2 separate regions of the Homo sapiens genome follow, and region 2 is linked to region 1. The links are chromatin loops, found by intact Hi-C in ENCODE. Cell type or tissue: transverse colon. All regions are shown on one strand. Each heading gives the region's core, and the rest is flanking DNA. Links, peaks and the distances in the headings are about the cores only.

The links. Hi-C counts contacts between places; a loop is a spot of excess contacts. Peaks named below come from ENCODE experiments on the same cell type or tissue, not always from the same donor. Only the 100,000 strongest peaks of a DNase experiment are listed, where the experiment ranks them.
Region 2: a loop joins it to region 1, with 5 times the contacts of the local background. A loop is called at or near these places in 11 of 110 quality-filtered maps.

What each region holds. Positions count from the first base shown.
Region 1 is chr3:73,519,582-73,522,502 of GRCh38, forward strand. All of the region lies in intron 3 of PDZRN3 (PDZ domain containing ring finger 3), which reads right to left. LOC101927296 (a long non-coding RNA gene) reads left to right here and starts at 1,741. Exons shown (of 2, transcript NR_121660.1): 1 at 1,741-2,062. In transverse colon, for the core only: a CTCF peak has its summit at 1,253; DNase peaks (open chromatin) are centred at 1,580 and 2,550; H3K4me3 peaks cover 1,347 bases; H3K27ac peaks cover 2,500 bases.
Region 2 is chr3:73,600,586-73,603,506 of GRCh38, forward strand. It overlaps PDZRN3 (PDZ domain containing ring finger 3), which reads right to left. Exons shown (of 10, transcript NM_015009.3): 3 at 1,769-1,876. Among named protein-coding and RNA genes, the nearest start is that of PDZRN3-AS1, 22 kb to the right of the region's middle. In transverse colon, for the core only: no CTCF peak of the experiment used is centred there; a DNase peak (open chromatin) is centred at 1,785; H3K27ac peaks cover 2,500 bases.

The DNA of each region.
Region 1 (2,921 bases), core at 103-2,602:
TGGAGATACCCCCAGCTTTTGCAAAATTGGGTTAGGCAGCCCATGTCCAGGCATGTCCTGGAAGCCCTAAGTGAGTAAAGAGTCGTAACAGAAAAAACATCAAGTTACGTCAAGCTATGGCTATGCCAGTGGTTCTCAAAGTGTGTTCCCCAGAACAGTAGCATCACATCACCCGGGAATGTGATAGGAGGGCAGATTTTTATACCTGACCCCAGAACTACTGACTCAGAAACCTTGGGATTATCTACCAGGGAGAGGGTCATATGTGATGTGGTGGGACAGGAGTCTAAGGCCAAGCACTGCTAGACCTTACTGGCCAGAGCTGCCATAGACAGCAGTACAGGCTGTACAATGCTCCTGCAGCTGTAGGAGGTGTTATTCACATAGACTATGATGAGAATGGCGTTCCTTGGGGGTGGCGCACTGCAAAACCTGCATCCCATCCATACCTGTCAGCCCTTAAAGCAGGGGGGAACACAGAAGAGTTTTAAGCAGGCAGATGACATCATCAGGTTTGCATATGGAAAGACACCCCTGGCACTCTGCTTAGAGAAGAAAGAGGTAACAGAGAGCTATATCAAACTGCTTTGTCTCCTATATATCTTTGGGGCTGCTAATTAGCTATATCAAGAGTAAACTAGGCCAGGTGTGGTGGCTCACACCTGTAATACCAGCACTTTTGGGAGGCTGAGGTGGGAGGGCTGTTTGATCCCAGAAGTTCAAGAGGAGCCTGGGCAACATGGTGAGGCCTTGTCTCTATTAAAAATGAAAAAATAGCTGGGTGTGGTGGCGTGTGCCTGTGGTCCCAGCAACTTTGGAGGCTGAGGCAGGAGGAACGCTTGAGCCCGGGAAGCTAAGGCTGCAGTGAGCCGAGATCCCACCACTGCATGTTCCCGCCCAGCCAACAGAGCAAGACCCTGTGACAACGACAACAACAACAACAAGAGTGAACTAAAGTAAAAGACTCTTTGAATAGAATCCAAGTTGTCTTTACAGCCCAACCCTGAATCAAGGCCTCCAGATACTTGGGTCTCAATTAGCAGAGGGGCGGGAAAAGGAAAAAGGAGGACAATGAAAGACTCCCAGGTCCTACATTACATGCGTGTCTGTACACACACAAGCACACACACACAGAAAAAAATGAAAGCAGGGGTAGGGGGAGCAGGGGCAAGCAGGTGTTGATAAGGAAGAGGTGAGCCCCTTGGGGAGGTAGTTTGAGGAAGAAACCTGAAGCTAGGGGGCAGGTCTCACTGGCAATACTGATTCAAAAGCCATCAGCACCCAGATGGTAATACAACTACAAGCAAGGATAACATCACTCAAGGTGCGTGTAAACACTGGAAAATCAGTGGGCTGAGGCCAGAGCCCCGGAGAACCTCTACATTTAAGAACAGGAGCTAGTGAAGGAATGTGTTGCACATGGCTTGGAAGCTAGGCAGCTGGAAAAGGCCAGCAGGAATACAACCAAAGACTCTTGGCATGGCAGAGCCCAGGATTTAATTCAAGTGAGACGTGTCAGCAAGAGAAAAAGGAGGAGACAGGCACGGGGAAGTGCTGCCAATGTATGTTTTCCCTCAGGAGCACTGGGTTGCCGGTGGACTCGTTAAACGGGTTGTTGTGCGTGCCACTCCGTCAGCACCCCTCCTCTGCTCAGCCTGCAGAAAGACTTCACGCTCTGGACATCTTTACTGGGGCCAGTGCACAGCCCTCCAATTCCCCATTAACTCTCATTCTGAGGAGCTGAGATCAGCTGAGGAAAGCTTTGCCAAGCTTCAGAGGATCAAAATGTGCATTTGGGAGGGGTAGGCGGGCAGATGGCGCCAGATTAAAAAGATGCTGGGCTCGCTCGCTGCTCTGAGGTCTCTGAATTGCCTCCAGCACAGCAGTGTGCAATCAGGAACTCCATCACACGACCTAAAAACTTGTTGAGTCTCTCCAAAAAGACTTAGCCTGCTACAAGATACTGAGGGGGATTGAGATGCACTTCCAGAGGGCCTGAGATTCTAGAAGCCCAGCATCCACCAGATGCCTGCTGAAGTCGATGGCTGCTGCACACTCTGCTGTAAGTCTAAAGCATTTTGCATACTGCGTTGTAATTATTCTTCTTATTATTATTATTTTACCTCTTCCACCCTGCAACGCCTCTCCAAGTAGACTACAAAACCTCCAGAAAAACATTTGTTTTGTCTCTGTATCTTTCCTGCCCAAATTGGGGCTGTCATGCAGTAGCAGGCCCTCAGAAATGTTTGTTAAATACCTGTTGTCATGGGGAAGGACGAGTTGTAGAAGCAGTGGTTGCATGCACCTCTCCCTCTCTGTTTTGTCAAAGTTCTAAGACTTCAGTGTAGTGAGCAGGGTTGACAAACTACAGCCTGTGAGCCAAATCTGGCCCATGGGCTGTTTCTGTAAGGCTTATAAGCTTTTCAGTGGTTGAAATAATAATATTTTATGACATGTGAAAATTATATGAAATTCAAATTTCACTGTCCATAAATCAAGTTTTATTGAAACACAGCCACACCCATTCACTTTCATCTTGTCGACGGCCGCTTTCATGCCACGTCAGTAGTGCTGAGTAGTTCCGACAGAGACAGCATAACCCACAAAGTCTAAAATATTGACTCTCTGGCCCTTTAAAGAAGTATGCTGGCCCCTGATCGACAGTAACACTAAATGTGGAGATACACATGAGATAGACATCCAGATATGATCTTCCTCACAAGTGGAATTCTTTTTAATTTAACTTTTAGACTTTCCAGTTACTGACATAAAAATGAAAGACATTTTAACTTACCTTGGGGCCATAAGCATCAAAACATGCTAGTGCTATAAAGTGAGCAGGCTGTGTGCTCCTCAGAAGGGTCTGCATTTATCGCCATGCTATGACAATGTCTAACAAGTTACTTACATTCTAGGCCTTA
Region 2 (2,921 bases), core at 304-2,803, 81 kb after region 1:
ACTGTCCAAAATAGGAATGTGACTTACCAGAAACCGTACTCAACATTTCAAATACAGATCATCCTTTGCCAAGAGAAAATCCTGCCCAGCTGTAGATTTCTCATTTGCAAAACACAAGAGCAATGAAATTCCATTACTTAGAGAAACTGGCTGTTCCACCAAACCCTTGGCAACGGAAGCTGTACTTATCTTTTTGAACAATAGTCTCAGAAAATGTATTCACTCTCAAAAAAGACAGTAAGTAACGCATTTGAGCTCTTAAGAAAGCACTCTTGCCCAAGCAAATTCCTGTTAGGGAAAATCCAGTCTCCTGACCTGGGAAGTACAAAGACTGACTCTAAACCATGCAGCAAAAAAAGCTCCAAGTTTAAGAACCCTTCAAACATTCAAAGGGGATGCAACAATATTAATAATGTCCTTAAAACAAAATCAAGTATCATTTTAGCATGTAAGTTAGCACATCACACTCCCTCCGAGGAGGGAGCCTTACACCCTAACTAGTTCAGTTTGCTTTCCCTGTGAGATTTAACTGTGTATTTTCCTGAGGATTACAAATTATCCTGAAGCATACTGCACGTTGCAGAATGTGTCCAGATGAGACTGGAAATGCAAGACTTTGTTCTCTGTCTTGCTGAGGCTCCTTTCCCCAGGAGAAGCCTGTGGCCACATTCCAGTGAGTGATGTGAACTTCACTTATGGCTTAGCTCGTGGTCCTAGCTCCCACTCAGTCCTAAATTTTGAAATAGGCCATGAAAATACTCAGGAAATACAGACATGATAAAAATGCATGTGGAAAACAAACACCCACTGGTATCGGTGCTGTTTTTCTGGTTTCTTCTATTTGCACTATATTACGGCTGTGGCCCATGGGTGAATTTCTTGTGGGGTCTGGCATATCATCGTGGATTCTCAAATTTACTTTTTGCCTAATAGGAAAGCCAATCAATTTAGCCCATATGTGTATCCATCCAAAGAGCTATGAAAATGGTCAAAACACCAGTAAAAAATTACTCATTTATATCAAACTTTGCAACAAGAGCCCATATGAGAAGGCAACAAATCATTCTCTCCCTTTTAGTGACTCAGAGCATCCTAGAACACTGCAACCCTGTTACAAAGTGTTGTCTGGTGGGGCTGAGAGATCCACTTCCCCTACATGAGTCTACAAACCTGCTGTATAAAAGTTTGAAATGATGAATGACGAACTGAAAATGGAGTAAGTGATGATATGTGAACCCTAATATCAACCTCTGCCTGCAAATCCCTGGGCAATCAGGTTGTACAACTAACAACAGGCAAAGACGACAAACTAACAGAGAGAACAATGCATTTGTAGAAATAAGTGTGTGCTGTGTGAGCTCTGAGGACATTAGAATGACTCCAAAGCTGACACAATTGTACCCTGGTAATCAATATGAACAGGGTGCACAATTTGTACAACAGGGTTCGTTCATCTGGTTCTAACATCCAACTCTTCAACGGTTTTCGCGCGAAACTGTAACTGATGCATACGAAACAGATTGAGGTCCACATGAAAAAAGCCAAATTGTGAACATTCCACTCATAATCTGGCTTTTCTACATTTAACAAAAATTTAACACCAAGGCAATCAACACTCAATCTGGTCCCACACAATGGGAAAAGTGAGACTCCCGCTCAACCATCTACCACTTTAGGCCTCCCTCCCCAGTCAAACATCTTGCTTTGAGCTAGACGAAGATGGGATGGCATTCAGCCTATTCAAAGACACTGGCCAGTATTCACATACCTCAATAATCCTGTCATGAATTTGCAGGCCTCCTTCCTTGGCTGCAGGCCCACTGTCAACTATCTTGGATACAAAGATTCCTTCACTGGATGATCCATCGTGGTTATCCTTTGGGTTAAAAAAAAAAACATGCATGAATGCTAGGCATTAAGTTGAGCATGAAAGTAAAGCTTGCACTCTTAAAACAGTAATTGACTCTTGCTGTGTCAAGAGTGGCAATAGGGTAAAAGGTATTTGTTTCTCCTAATTTCTGTTTTAAACTAAAATACACACACAGTAAAATATTTCAAACCACACCAAAGGACATAAAATGATGCATCCCTGCCATCTCCAACCCATTGTCCTTCTTCCCCCGCCTATGGTAGCTATTTGACTTTATGCATCCTTTTGAAAACATTTTAACACATCATATTCCTAAATATGCATTTGTTCCTTTTTGCATACAAATGTGATTATGCTAGTCTGACTCTTATGTCCTTGCCTCTCTCATTTAACTCTAAAAATCATGAAGATCTTCTGCTACCAATTCGTGTCTGCCTTACTTCTTAAAGTGACTGAACAGTATCCAACATGAGGCTAATAAACACTGTTTTCATTTGCTGTGATTAAACAATGCTGTGATAATACTCTCCTACTTGTATTTTAAATTATCTTTGCTATTATAGTTCTAGGGCAAATCCCTAACAATGGAACTGTTGGGTAAAAGGATATGTACATTTCAAAGATATTGCCAAATGGCTTTTCAGAGAGTTTATACTTATTGTTCATTAGACAGAGTGTTTTCCCACATCCTCATTTGCACAGAATGTTATTAAACTTGTAAATATCTAATAATTTGACTGTGAAAACAGATATTTTGTTTTTGTTCCGATGCACTACCATCACTCTAGTCCTAATAAATTCTGATCTCTGACCTCCTTGAATCTCTTTAGATCTTTGAATTAAATGTCAGAACTAAAACTTTCTGGGAACGAAGACAGCTCACTGTTCAAACTCCTTCCTTTCCTTAAAATCAAAAGGCTCCAACAAGCTCATAAAAAACCCTCACAGCTTGTTCACGAACTTCTTTTCAAACAGCACTGCAATGAATTCTCTCCAAGTGTACGGATTAAATTTCTAGTGATTAACAGATGGATTTATAAATTAAATGGCA